Regions from separate parts of the Mus musculus genome. Here region 1 is linked to region 2. A link is a contact called in ENCODE Hi-C or POLR2A ChIA-PET data. All regions are on one chromosome and are shown on one strand. Each heading gives the region's core, a stretch centred on a gene start or an enhancer-like site at or near the end of the contact. The rest is flanking DNA. Distances are from core to core; before and after follow the strand shown.

Evidence for each region. Hi-C counts contacts between places; a loop is a spot of excess contacts on that map. ChIA-PET counts read pairs that join two places held with the same protein, here RNA polymerase II (POLR2A).
Region 1: a loop to region 2 is called in a map of T-helper 17 cell, with 1.8 times the contacts of the local background. The contact joins the promoter of Traf2 here to the promoter of Paxx in region 2. A Hi-C loop is called at or near these places in 1 of 37 maps with a recorded cell type or tissue (T-helper 17 cell). POLR2A ChIA-PET finds 5 or more read pairs at or near these places in 3 of 5 experiments (Patski and embryonic stem cell).

What each region holds. Positions count from the first base shown.
Region 1 is chr2:25,545,016-25,551,851 of GRCm38, forward strand. It overlaps Traf2 (TNF receptor-associated factor 2), which reads right to left and starts at 1,925. Exons shown (of 11, transcript NM_009422.3): 1 at 1,847-1,925. It overlaps Gm35476 (a long non-coding RNA gene), which reads right to left. Exons shown (of 4, transcript XR_866044.3): 3 at 4,589-6,364; 4 at 2,910-3,050.
Region 2 is chr2:25,459,844-25,466,703 of GRCm38, forward strand. It overlaps Paxx (non-homologous end joining factor), which reads right to left and starts at 1,251. Exons shown (of 7, transcript NM_153557.1): 1 at 944-1,251; 2 at 812-872; 3 at 602-651; 4 at 324-514; 5 at 166-231; 6 at 1-16. The coding sequence starts at 1,068.

The sequences.
Region 1 (6,836 bases), core at 675-3,174, 86 kb after region 2:
GCCGCACAGCCCATCCTTGGCATAATCTGGAGGATCTATGGACAACTCTTTCTAGATTTTTCTTTCTTCTCCAGGTCATCCTGTCCATGCCTGTAAAAGCTCCCACCCCATGAAACCCACCTGCCAAGCTACACTGACAATCCATGTAGCAACCACATGGGAAGTGGAGGCCTGACACCCCACTGTCAAGAAGGAAACCCCAAACCAACTCTCAGAAAACAGTAGTGAGAGGAGAGGCAGGAAGCATCTCCTTCTTGGAAGAAGGTTTTCTCCAAGTTGGCTGCTGCCATGTCCTCTGTGCTGTCCAGCCTGCTGCTACTTCATGGGTGCAGGAGGAACCACAGCAGGGATTCCCAGAGAGCTCTGACTGGAAGTGCTCAGTGTGCTGCAGCCCAGGAGCCAGTGAGACTAGGTTATGAATGCACATGGCCCTTGCTCAGGTGTGTGGACATAGTGGAGAATCTCCTGAGGAGCCCATGGTGACTGGCAAACAGGAGAAGAGTAACAGGGTTCCAGGCAGCCTGTATTGTCAGAGAATAGTCAGTTTAGGTACGGACTAGAGGGTCCCAGGGAAAAAAACAGCCAACAGGTAAACACCTCACAGACCTGCTAGGCAGGCAAGGAGCCACCAGTTCAGACCAGAGACACAACTGCTGACAGCACTCAGCCTTCCAGATGTACACACAAGGCTTGATAAAAAACAACCCTTCCTTCAGCTTTTAAAACTCAAGTATTTATAAATCCATCATTAAGTATTCAGCAATAAAGTTAATTTTTAAGACTTAAACATCAATTTGAGATTGCTTGGGGTCTCCACCTGATAACAGTTAACTTTGGGTCACTAAATACCACCTTTCTCAGTCAGTTACGCAGGCAGGAAGGGGCCGTGGTGGCAAGGTCAACTGTGACTTCTCTGGGGGACTGGTAGCCAAGCTAGTGAGTTGCACACAAGACAATGATGACATTGCATTGTGTCCACGGAGCTGAAAGTTTGTTTCTCCGATTTTGGGGCCCGCTGGGAGTACGTCTGTGAGTTCTAATCAATCTCATGTCCTTTCCACCTACTCAGGGCTTCAAGTCCATCATGTGGAATATACACTAGGTCCAACCTCCATTAGGCAGGCGTCAGGAGGTTAAGGGCCCTGGGATCAGTCTCCACACCCTGACACATATGCATCTATCCCATCAACATAGTTTCCAGGGCGGTGGTGGCGCAGGCCCTTTAATCCCAGCACTCAGTAGTTCGAGGCCAGACTACTTTACAAAAAGCAAGATAGTTTCCAGAGAAACAGAGGTTCTGAGGGGCAGAAAGGTGAGATCTGAAAAAATAAAGGAGGACAGGGAAGGTAAACCACCAACAGGGAAGAGGCCTTATGGGGGAGGTGGTGTCCGTGATTTGTGTAGCCGGGTGTCAGAAAAGGCGACGTAAATTTGGCAGACCAAATTTGACTGCCCCATCCAAAAAGCATAAGTGGGTGGGAGGTGAGCGGTAAAAGTGGCCTGGGAGACCAGGTATTCGCTCAAGGCCAGTAAGGGCAAGTGGGGCTCGTGGGTCCCTCGGGCGCGATGCCGGACCGAGATCTGGGGCAGGGACCGTACTGCTGTAACCCCGAGCCACCGCGGTAGGCGCGCAGCCAAGCACCGCTGCGGACGTCGCGAACTTTTCCGGCCCCCCTCCCGCGACTTTCAGTTTCCGGCTCCGCGGCTCCGAAAAGTCTACCCACCCACCTCACCCAGACAGCGGCGGCCCCGCATCTGACCCCCAACCGCCACTCCCACCCCGCGCCTGACCCCAGCCCGGCCGCCGCTGAGAGTAGACCCCCCGCTTAGATCCGCGCCGCCTCACCCAACGGTCTTCGCGCGCCCGGAACTCAGCGCTCGCCGGGAAACACCCCCGCTGCCGCGGCCCGCCCCGTCTGACGGACAGACGCACGCGCCTACCAGGAGCTCACAGGGAGCAGCAGCGGCCGTCGATTTGTCAAATAGGCCGCCTTGACTCTGCCCGCTGACAGACGGAAGCAGGAACCTACCAGGAACGAGCACGGAACCGCAGAGAGCGGTGATTAGTCAGAGCGGCGCAGGGGGTGGGGGCTAAGCCGGTTTCTCCGGTTCCTAGCAAGGTTGTTGAGGAAGCTGCCTTGAGCCTCTCTTCGTGGACGTCAGTCACTTGCAGTCACTTGCCACCAAATGTAACTCGAGTTCGAGCCCTGGGTCCACATCGTGGAAAGAGAGCAGGGGTTTATGCATTATTTAGTCATACACACAAATAGACGAATAAGTGTAATTTAAAAGTTTAAAGAGTTAACATTTCAATGAATATTTGCGAACAAAGAAGTGTAGACAAAAGGGTATACTGTGGAACAAACTGACATACTACAGCTTCCGCGACGAGATTTTTTTCCATCTGTTGTGGGAGAGGTTGCAAGGATGAAAGGCAGGTACAAGGGGAGGGGGAGATGGGTGGGATGGGGTGCATGATGTGAAATGCACAATGAACCAATAAAAAGGTTTTTAAAAAAGTTTGAAGGATTCATCAAGAGCACCTTCAACCACATGAACAGGGAAATGTCCCCCAAGAAAGCTTATGTTTGGAGACTTGAGTCTACGTCAACATGTAGATTTGTACACCTCTGACAATTGTCTATTCTCATCTCTGCAGTCCTGTTAAAAAGGTATTTTAAAAAAATTATAAGTATGTATGTCTGTGCACATGAGTGAAGTATCCAGGGATTCCATACAAAGAGGCCATTGTATCCCTTAGAGCAAAAGTTATAGGCTCAGGGCTGAAGAGATGGTTTAGTGGCTAAGAGTACCGACAGCTCTTCCAGAGGTCCTGAGTTCAATTCCCAGTAACTACATGATGGCTCACAACCATCTGTAATGGGATCGGATGCCCTCTTCTGATGTGTGTCTGAAGACAGCTACAGTGTACTCATAAAATAAATAAATAAATCTTAAAAAAAAAAAAAAAGTTACAGGCTCTTGTGAGCTGGGACCCAAACCAAACTTCAGAACTCTGAGAGAGCTCTTAACTCCTGAGTCATCTCTTCCTGCAAAAAAGAAAAAAAATATATATATATGCTGACACATATCTCTATATATCTCTAGACATCACACACACACACACACACACACACACACACACACACACACGCTACACACATAACCACATATAAACAACACCATACACATATATGTATATACACACAAAGTATTTAGAGCTCACCATCAGGGGTGTCCAACCCACAGCATGTATCCCAGGATAGCATCCCAACATTTGTAGCTGTTATATCACAGTGTGGAAGGATGGACACCTCTGCACTCTACCCTCTGTGTCTTGCCTGCATTCATTCTGTAACTGACTTTAAGAGATACTTATGCTCTTCTCTTTGGCAACCAGTCTCTTGAAACAATGTACCCCAGGAAATTTAATTATTCTCCAGGAGTCTCAGAAGGAGAAAGAAGGCTGAAGCCTGGGGCCAACCGAGGAAGAAACTTGTCTCCTGGGAAGAGATGTGCAGCTTCAGGCCATCTTGCAGGCTAGCCGAGCTCAGACAATGATGGGTCAGTGATGGACAGGACCACACCTTGACCCAGCCTACTTAGTGATGCATACCTCCAGCCTCTACTTGAAGTTAATTACTTCATCCAGGAGCTGGAAGGTAGATATGGTGAAGGCTGTGTCATTGAATCTCTTTGTTTTTCTTTCTAGTATGGATACATTGAATAGATCTTTTCTGCTTTTCACTGGTAAAGTTCACCTCTGATTAGCTTATTGAGGACAAATGATTGAGCAGGGCTTGTTCGGGATGCCAAAACAGGCTCTGACCCTAATAACTCTGGTAGCAGTTTAATGAAGATTGCAAGGATTCTGGGAGCCGAGGGAGTCCAAGTGAGATCCTGCAGCTATGAAAACTGTTCTGGGACAAGAGCTGCTTGCAGCAGGCACTGCTGATCCAACCACATTGACTGCACACCCTTGCTCCTGTGGAAGTTGGAATTCCCCTAACTGAATCAGGAATCCCACCCATAGGACAGCAAAGTTGTCCTCTTCTGCTGAAGTTCAGGCAACTGCTGGGTCACGTAGCTTCCTGGAGCCTTTGGGGCTTATTCACGGTAGTGAGTCCACACCTGTGGAGCCTTCTTTACCAGTGGGAGGAGGTGTTTCCTGAGAGCCCCGAGGAGCCTGAGAAGCTAGCCTGAACGTAAGCTCATTCGCTGAGAGCATCTGCTCCCTCAGGGCAAAATGCAGGTGTGCTCCATGCTCCAGACCTTCCCTCACCCACATCCACCAAAGATCTCATTGGCAACTGTGCCCACAGACCTTAAAGGCAACAGAGCCAGAGACCATCGTTGCCATAACAACCTTAACCATAGCCTACCAGTACAACACCTGCTGCCACAAAAATGTCACTTTAGACTTTTCTACTTGGAGATTTTATGTGCACTCTTTGGGGGAGGGGATGAGAGGGGCTGGTCTGTAGAGTGTGTACCAGAATTAGACCAGATCAAGAGAATGGGAGGTGCTCTCACTGCCCCACCCACCAGTACAGAATTGGGTGACATCCTGGGGACTCATTTCACTCACTGGCTGGGAAATGGGTGAGTCACTGTGATTGTTGGGGATTCCCATGTGGGTTTCTTCCTGCTAAAAAGAAAGCAAAAGTTACTCAGCAAGACAGCCACTGAGGGCGAGGCAGAGGTTGGGGTGTCCCTTGGGCAGACTCAGGAGGACCCACACAGCACCTGCTCACTCCCTGAGAACTAGCGTCAGCCAAGAACCACTGACAGCAGGACCTGGAGGCATGTGACTGTACCCAGGTGCCAGGGTACTAAAGAGAAAGCTGCTGTCTTAGGTCACAATGTTGTGAGCTGAGGGCCTGTGGGCTTGACTATAAATCAAAGCCGATGTAATGGACACCAGCTGCCTTGACTTGGCCAAGACCAGGACACTAGGCAGCTTCCCACTGGTTCTGAGGAGTCAGCTTCCAGTGTGACCCTCCTCCCACCCCTGTCCGAAGGCTTCTCGAAGCAAACTGTGGCCCTTTGGGCAACGTGGTTCCCTGCTGTCTTTCTCTTTGCTGTTCTTGCCTCTTTGGTGTGGCTTGTGCACTGGGGTGCCTGGTTCTGATTGCTCACTCGGACCTCCAGGCTGAGCTGTCCCTTTAGGACCCCTCACCTCACTTCAGATAGTCTGCCTTTTGGGACAGAGCCCAGTTTGTGCCAGGGACAGGAGGCGGAAAGGCTGACATGGTCCCTCACAGTATCCTGCACAGGGGATGCTCCTCTGGTGTTGACAGTGGTCCCAGAGGTGCCGTGTCCACTCACCTCAAGAGTTTACTCTTGTGTTCCCTTTCCTCGGGCATCTAAAGTCCAGCCCCATGCTTGCTTCCGAGAGAAGACAGTTTCCACACTTACTCTGCAGTCAGCTGGCTAGAGCTTTCCAGAAAGGCCCATGCCAGTATTAATTCGCAAATCGCCTGCACTCATGCAACTGCCTGGGGAATACAGGAGACTTGAGGGCCTTTCTGGATGGCTCCTTGGGGGCCATTCTAGGGGTTCATCAGGCAGTGATGTTCACTTCATAGTGAGTACTTTTAGACCAGTGTCCTCCTGGCAGCAGGAATGAGGGAGTCTCTGGAGGCACAGGAATGCAGGGTAAGTGATGAGCTCTGTATGGCTTAGTAGGTAAGATGCTTGCCGTGCAAGTGGTAGGACCTGAGTTCAGACCCCCAGGACCCGTGTAATGCCAGATGCAGTAGTTTACCGCTGTAGTCCTGTGTGCCTTATGCAAGACAGGAAGCAGAGATGAGAATTACTGGACGCTTACAAACCAGCTAGCCCAGCCTAAGTTAGCAGTGTCAAACAAGAGACCCTGTCTCCAGGTGTAAGGTGAGGAACGACACCCAAAGTTGTACTCTGACCTCCACATACATGTTACTGTACACACTTGTCCTGTCCAGTCATCATAGCCCACCCCAGCACGCTCTGGCAGATCACTTGGTTCCAACCTGCTTCAATGTGTCACATCTTCAGCACACATGCCACCAACCCCAGGCAGAGAGAAAGGCCCAGCCTGGCTTCAAAGCCTTTGCATCAAGCACTACTACCCTTGTTGCGTTTGCCTTAGACCGTCTTCAGGTTTTAGAGCCTCAGGATGAAGCTGCTGTCTTTCCTGGTGATCCTGAGTTCTCACGACCACAGACCCATCATCTGTACAAGATGTAATGGGAGCATTTATGAACTGTGGCCCATGTGGTCCAGGGCCCCGTGACATCCATCCTTCAATCTGGCTGGCTGTCAGATGATGGGCAGAGAGAGCATAGGTCTTCCTAAACTTCCCAGAAAACAGCAAGTATGCCACCTGTTGGCCAGAGAGGAAAGTGGCGTGGGAACACTGAATGGGCCATGGGCAGAATCTTGGCATCAGACAGGTGACTGGGATGTCACAGGGCAGGCTCACAGTGACCCACCCACCTGCACCGGTTCTCCGTACACTCAGACCCAGCAACTGGAGTCCCAAGGCCATTCATCCACATGTCTGAGATGCCTGTGGTGACTCACAGCTGTAACTCAACACAAAAGAGGTCCCAGGGTCTCCTGTCTACAGCTCCTGTCACAGCTGGGTGTCCCTGCCCCTCCATACCATATTCTCCGTAGGTCCTCCAAGCATATCAGCCTTTACCACCAGCATCAGAAGTAGCTGTGACTATTCACAGGTGATCCTCAAGATACACCCTCATAGAAGAAAGGGCTTGCGATCTCAGTCCCTCCTTCCTTCAACCCCCTGCCAGATGTGTGCAATTCTGTCTCAAATATTCATAGTCTTTGTTCTC
Region 2 (6,860 bases), core at 1-2,500:
CTCTGGTGATCAAGTTCTGCCAGAAAATAGGATCAGGGAAATCTTGAACTCCAAAGAACCCTGGCCAGAACTCTGTCCACATGGAAAGATTCTCCCATGAGACATCTGGAGAGGCAGTTCCAGAGAAAGAGCAGCCCCAGCCCACATGCCAGGCCCACCCCTTACCTGGTAAGAACTGAGTGCCTGCTGGCTGGGTGTTCTTCTTGGGGCTAGTGATGGTCTCTTCTGCAGCTAAGAGAGAGTCGTGGCATCTCACTCAATGCCAGGAGGGTCTGCAAAAGCATGCCCCTGAGGGAAGGTACAGGTGCCCACACATACAGTACCTGCCAGCCGCCTCTCTAGGTTGCATACATGCTCTGCCAGGCTGAGAGTCAAAGCCTGCAGCCTGGGGGCTGCCTCCGGGCTGGGCACCTTGGAGAGGTCAAAGGCCAGGGCAGGGGTATCCCCTGAAAGGGTTATCAATGCTCTGTCTTCTTGCAGGCTTACAGTTACTGCCTGCTGTTGGCAGGCTGCCCTAAGGAGGGAGATGTGTGTTATGGCCAGGATGTGTTAGCACTACCCCAAGCTTCTCATTCACATGGCCTCCCTAACTGGAACTCACCTGAACCGGGAATGGATATCTTCAGCCCCACTTAGGCCAAATCGGGCTTTCTGCTGGGAACAAGGAATTGTCACTAACCCCGCCCAGGACCCTGGACCCACTGGACATTCCAAACTGCCCTACCCTGGAAATGCTATTAGAACCACTGCCACGGGGAGGGGGAGGGTGGCAAGCTACCAGCTGTCTCCTATCCCCAGCACTGTTACTCACGAGCCTCGCCAGGCTGTCAGGCGAGAAGCAGGTGCTCCAGAGCTCGGCGGCGTCCGTCACACTGGGTGGGAGGGGCTGTCAGGCACCGTGCCCGCTATGCTCCCGCACCCCACATCCCTAGACTCCACTCACTAGAGGTTGAAGTCGTCGCGGTCCCCGTCTCCACCACTATCCCGCTCGCAGTAGCACACCAGGCGGGGGGAGCCCGAACCCGGCGGCAGAATACAAAGCGGCAGCGACAACAACGGAGGAGCCATGACAGCAGGGCGGTCTCGCCGCAGGAGCCAAGTTAGATGTGGGCTGAGGGCGCCTGCGCAGAAGTACAAACTCGGTGACTCACAATCTAAGGTGTTCGCTCGGCGGCGGAACTTCTGGTTTCTGGAGGGACGGAAGGACGAGGCGATGGGCGGTACTCAAGGTTGACATTGTTTCCGGGTACCAGGCATTAAGTAAGAGGCTGACTAAAGGGCGGGGTTTAGCACGTGGGGCGGGGCGGGAAGCACTCGGAGGGCGGGGCTTAGCGCATTAGCTACTCAGTGCTATTCTGGGCTCTGTTCTTTGGCCCTTGCATCCAAACAGAGATCTACTATGGTCTCACTCCTTGTGCTCTTCCGCTTTTCTGGGTCCTTCTTAGCAACATATCTGCCGCTCTTCAATGCCGGTCTTCTTTCCTATCTATCCCCCAAGGGCTTGTACTGCAGGGCCTCCAAACTGTTGGTCACTTGTCCCTTCCTGTCACTTTAGATATAAACACATCTCTTTCTAAAGCTGAGTTGTAACAAACCAAAATACAAGAGTAAGTACAGTACATGTGGAAACGTTTGGAGATGCAGTTTTCTCCCGGGCAATACCCTCCCATTGTCTGAGTCACCACCCTCTGTGTGATACCTGTCAGCCCTGAGGACACCTTCACCAACAGGAGGTCTCTGGAACCTGAGATCTAATGGGAGAGATGACTAGTCCGACAGGACAGCACTCACACTGCAGCAAATGCTCATGAGAATCCACACAGGGCCTGCATAGTAGGGGCTGATGCCACCTGCAGAGAATGGAGCCCAGCAAAGGGTGTGCTCAGGAGGAGGCCTGATGGGAACAGAAGTCTTCCCAAGGCTGTGGAAGAGGGCTAGCATGAACCTATGAGAACCATGGTGAGAGTGGTTAGTAACTTGGTGAACTGTGCTAACATTTGAAAAGTGCCATCAGCCAAACATACTCAATTCCCACTTTCCTCTAGTTTTGCTCAACCCTGCTGAGGCTCCGGACTAGAGCCTTTGCGTGCATGGGTTTTTGCCTGTCTCCAGCCGGGTGTACTTACCTGTAGTTCTTTTGAAAGTGTCCTCTTGAGGATCCATGTAGAACATTTCACCTCTGCTCAAGTCTCCATCCCTCTCTCCCATGTCTTACTTTCCCTGCTTTTCACTGTGTACCGTACATCCTGGTTTTAGGAGTTTCTGGCTCAGCCTTGATGTCTGCCTGCATCTCCACCATTGTCTGACCCCCTCCTAGAAGCTGCATCTAAGGTCTTGCTTCTATTCTAGCCACTGGAATATGGCAGAAATGATGTCTGTCATTTCTCCCATCCCTACTGCATTGCTCACCACAGCACAAGGCAACCCAGGAAAACCTTTGATATTAAAGTATGGAGGCCTGCCTGTGCCAGAGCCAGAGCCAGAGCCAGAGCCAGAGCCAGAGCCAGAGCCAGAGCCAGAGCCAGAGCCAGAGCCAGAGCCAGAGTCAGAGCCAGAGCCCCAGAGCCAGAGCCAGAGGCAGAGGCAGAGCCAGAGGCAGAGCCAGAGGCAGAGCCAGAGCCAGAGCCAGAGCCAGAGCCAGAGCCAGAGCCAGAGCCAGGAAGCAGAGTCCTGTCCAGGCCTCAGGTCTGGGAGATGGTGAACGGCATCCTCTTCCACTCGAGGGGCCTGTCCCAGACCTTAAGGACCTGGAGATATCGCTGCTTCTTGTTCTAGGCTGCTAAAGTCTGCAAGGATTTGTTTCTCAGCCTCCCATGGAGCTGCTGGTTTTGTTTGTTTGCTTTGTTTTGTTTGTTTTACCAATTTGAGTGAAAAACTTTAAACCGACTACAAAGCAGAAATAACAGCATAATGAGCCCCAGATGGACGAATTATCAACATTTTGACAAATTTACAATCAATATTTTTATTAAATTCTATTTTATTTTATTAATTTTTGCATAATATTCACATTACAGGTGTCACTGAACTATACCCTCAAACATTTCGGGACAATTTTGTCTCTTCAAACATTGGTACTTCAGGGCGTGGTGGAACACACTTGTAAATCCAGATGGAAAGGCTGAAGCCCAAGGATCCCAGGTACCTGCTCAGCAGGAGTACACAACAGGGTCCTAGCACACACACAAAAGCCAAACAAGTTATACTGTGTCCAGTATAAACACAGAAATAATACACTTACCTTCCTGTGTGTGTGTTCTACATATTCACATGTACACACATATGTGCAAGTAGAGACCAGAGCCAATGTGAGCACCTCCCTCAGTTTATTATTATTATTATTATTATTATTATTATTAAGCATTTCTATTCATTTTATTGTGAGTGGGTGTATGTGTGTCATGGTACAGAGGTCAGAAGTCAAAGGGCAGTTAGTTTTCTTCTTCCATCCTTAGGTCCCAGGGATCAAACTCAGGTCATAAGCCTTAGTAGCAAGTACCTTTACCTTTAGAGGCATCTCAGTGACCTTCTATTTGATGTACTTGAAAGCTGAATCTGTCTACAGTGGCTCCCGGGACCCAGGGCACACATGGAACAGGGTGGAATGTGGCTTGCCTCATGTAATTGCTGTTCCAAAGCGGGAGCTTCTGGGCAGCTAAACCAGCCGTATCATACTCTTAGGCTAGATGCTGGGGACTACAGGGTCCAAGAAGGGCCTTTAGGCACCTTGGGTCTTCCCACGAAGAACTAAGGTATAGTCCTTTCCCTGAAGGTACTGCCCTAAAGGACCCAGCCTATGTGGTTTCCAGACTTAGACAGGCCTTGCCACCCACCACCCACTCTCTGACTCCCCTATGAAACACTGCTTCTGTCAGCCTCACCAAAGTGTTTATTGTGCCTGGGGAGCTGTAGAGAAAAACAGGGAGCTCTTTGGGTGAAGACTCAGCATAGAGGCATCATGAGCCAACTGACCCCGCAGGTGGCTGGACCCAATACAAGGAGCAGGTGGAGCATTACTGAAAACTCCCCAAACATTACTGAAAGTGGGCAGTAAGGATCTGGAGGAACACGGTAGCTGTTTGAAGCTATGGTGGCCAGGCCTCCCTGCCTTCTCCATGCTGGAAACCACGCCCAATGTAGTTCTATGTTGGTGTTAGAGTGGGGCATTGGGAGGGACCTCTGAGGACACTCATCTGTGCCCAACACACTGATTTGTTGAGAAAGCAGATCTCATGAATGCCTTTGTCCCTTCCCTAAGTCCTCCACCCTCAGCCAGTGATAGTCTCTTGTGTGTACTGACTTGGGCATTCTGGCCCCTCACTTGGCCTAGACACCTGGCCAGCCTGCTACAGACTCATAAGCATGGAAGTCTCAAGAAGACACTCTGAGAAACAAAGTTTCTTTCTCCATGAGTGAGCAGGTGATGAGATGTGTCCTGGGCAGTACTCCCACCCAGGCTGGGGACACTGCTCCAGGAGAAGGAGCCTGTGTCTGGTACTGGGGGTTATCAGGACCAGCTCCTCTGCCAACGACTGGAGAGTGTTGCTTCTCTGTCTTGAAGTACATCACAGCAGAAGCTCTGGTTTGTCCATGAAGGGCACAGGGATGCTACTCTAGGTCATGACTAATAGTGAAAGGTGGGTGCTGGTCAGGACTCAAAGATGCCTGCCTACTTAGGAAGCTCCCCAACATAGAAGCCACCCCTGGGACACTTCCCAAGATGGCCACCCCAGTCCCGCAGCCTACACAATGAGCTTCCCCACCCCACTTCTTTCCCTGCTGCCAAATGACAATCTTTTGGCCATCCAAACTCCTTACCTGGGTTGCTGAACTGCCTGGCTAGGGCACTCTTGGTGAAGGTTGCTTCTCTCTCCTGTCATCTGCCACCTGGCCTGGGGAGAAAGATCTCCACACCCGAGCCACCAGTGACCCTTGAAGGTGCTCAACCCCAAGATCTGCCTTGCTTTTTCAGGCAGCCCCGGTGAGCTGAGGACATTGCCCATGCACAGCTGTCATGGGGTCTCCTGTTGGCCTTCACAAGGGGACTGAGTGCTTTAGTTTACAGGGCGTCGGTGATGGGAGCGGGAAAGGAGGGTGTGTAGAATCTCCAGCCTCCTCCGTAGATGCACACAGACATACAGACCTTGTTTCCTCACACAGGCCATAGGCAGACTTCAGTGTAGGCCAAGGTCCTTCGGAGAGCGGGCTTCTGTGGCTCTTATTTGGGTCTCCACGGCCCAGGCTGTCTGGAGTCTCTGGGTTGTACTTTTGGTATGCCAGAGACAGATCTGATCCCTGCCCCCTGACCTTCACGGAGTTACACACTTCCTCGTCTGAGGATACATTGAAGGTGGGTTTCATAGGATCACTCATGTGAGATACCACACGACAGCCAGGCCACCATTGGGCATGGCGTTCACTAGGACCATGTGTATCTTTCATAGTCCTGGAACCCCTGGTTATCTGATGTAGCCCCAAGTGTGTGCTGGGTCCTCTGAATGGCAGGGTAGGGCAGGGAAGCTGGGTAGAATCCTCTGCATGCTGTAAGAGCCCACTTCATCTTGTCATGATCTCTTGCTTTCCTGCCAAGGCTCAGTGTCCAGTGCCCATAACCTCTGTACCTAGAACAACTGTAAGCCAGTGTTGGGAGACTGAGACAACTTATTCCAACTTCTAGTCCAGGATACTGTGTACACAAGACCATTTATAGTCCATTGTAGCAAATGGATGGAGGCCTTTAAGTCCAAGACCCTGGCAGGCTGGAACCAAAGAAAGTATGCACAAAAGCTTGGGGTGAAGAAGGTGAGACGAGAGGGTGTGGGGAGGGTGTGGACTTCCCTGGCTGACATCAGGCTGTCCTGCCTGGGGACCTGAGCCGGGGACACTCCAAGCAGGGCAAAGAACAAATCAGCAGAGCCACGGCATTCCTAGGATCCTCCAGGCCAAGGGACTGTCATGGCTTCTTCTCAGTGGCCTTCATATCCCCAAGATGCCCTGAGACAGCCGGCCTGTCCTGGAACACAGTGACTGTGCCAGACCGTTGACTGAATTGTACCTGGCTCGGCTCTTTCTACACTCACCACACCACATCCTGTCAGCCCATGTTTCCTGTGGGAGGGGTAAGGAGCTCAGCAGACGGGGGCAGGGGCCTAGTGGCCTCCGGGCCTGAGGGCTGCCAAACAGTTCTGGCATGTCAGATCAGGCATAGTGTAGCCCCCTTCTCCCGGAAGACTTCCCAGAGGCAACCCTCTCCACTGACCCAGGACTTGGTGTGGTCTGTTGGGCCTGGGACCTGTTCACTATGAACCAGGAGGGAAAGAGACAAGGGATTGGGAATAGCTGCTCAGGCGGAAATCTGGAAGAAAAGTGGGGCTAATTAGGTGGCCATCTGTGGCTTTGGTGCCTTTGACTAGGGCTCTAGTCAGAGGGCTGGAGTAGGAGCAGAGGTACAGGCAGCCAGCCTCTCTTCAGCCCACTCTGTTAATCTGTATCAGGATTGTTGTTGTAAAAGGAACAACTCCTTTTTGTCCTTCCAAATGTATTGTCTAATACAAAGATTCTTACCCCACATTGAAAGCTTATGGGATCCGAGGCTCCCCAGATGCACAGGGGTGGACACATGTTTGAAGGATTAGCAATTGAGTGACAGCAGCCTAGCCGAGGTCTGTGACTAGATTGGCTGGGCACGTGGTGAGGTTGCAGCCTCCCTATGCAGAGTAGCTGCTGAACCAGGCACATCAGTCAGGCTGTTCCTAGTCAGGGCTTGAGCAGGAGCAGACATCTTTCTGGTCATTATATTGAGAAATTTATAAGAGGGATATAGGACAGCCCAGAGGCCTAGAGGACAGACAGACAAAAGC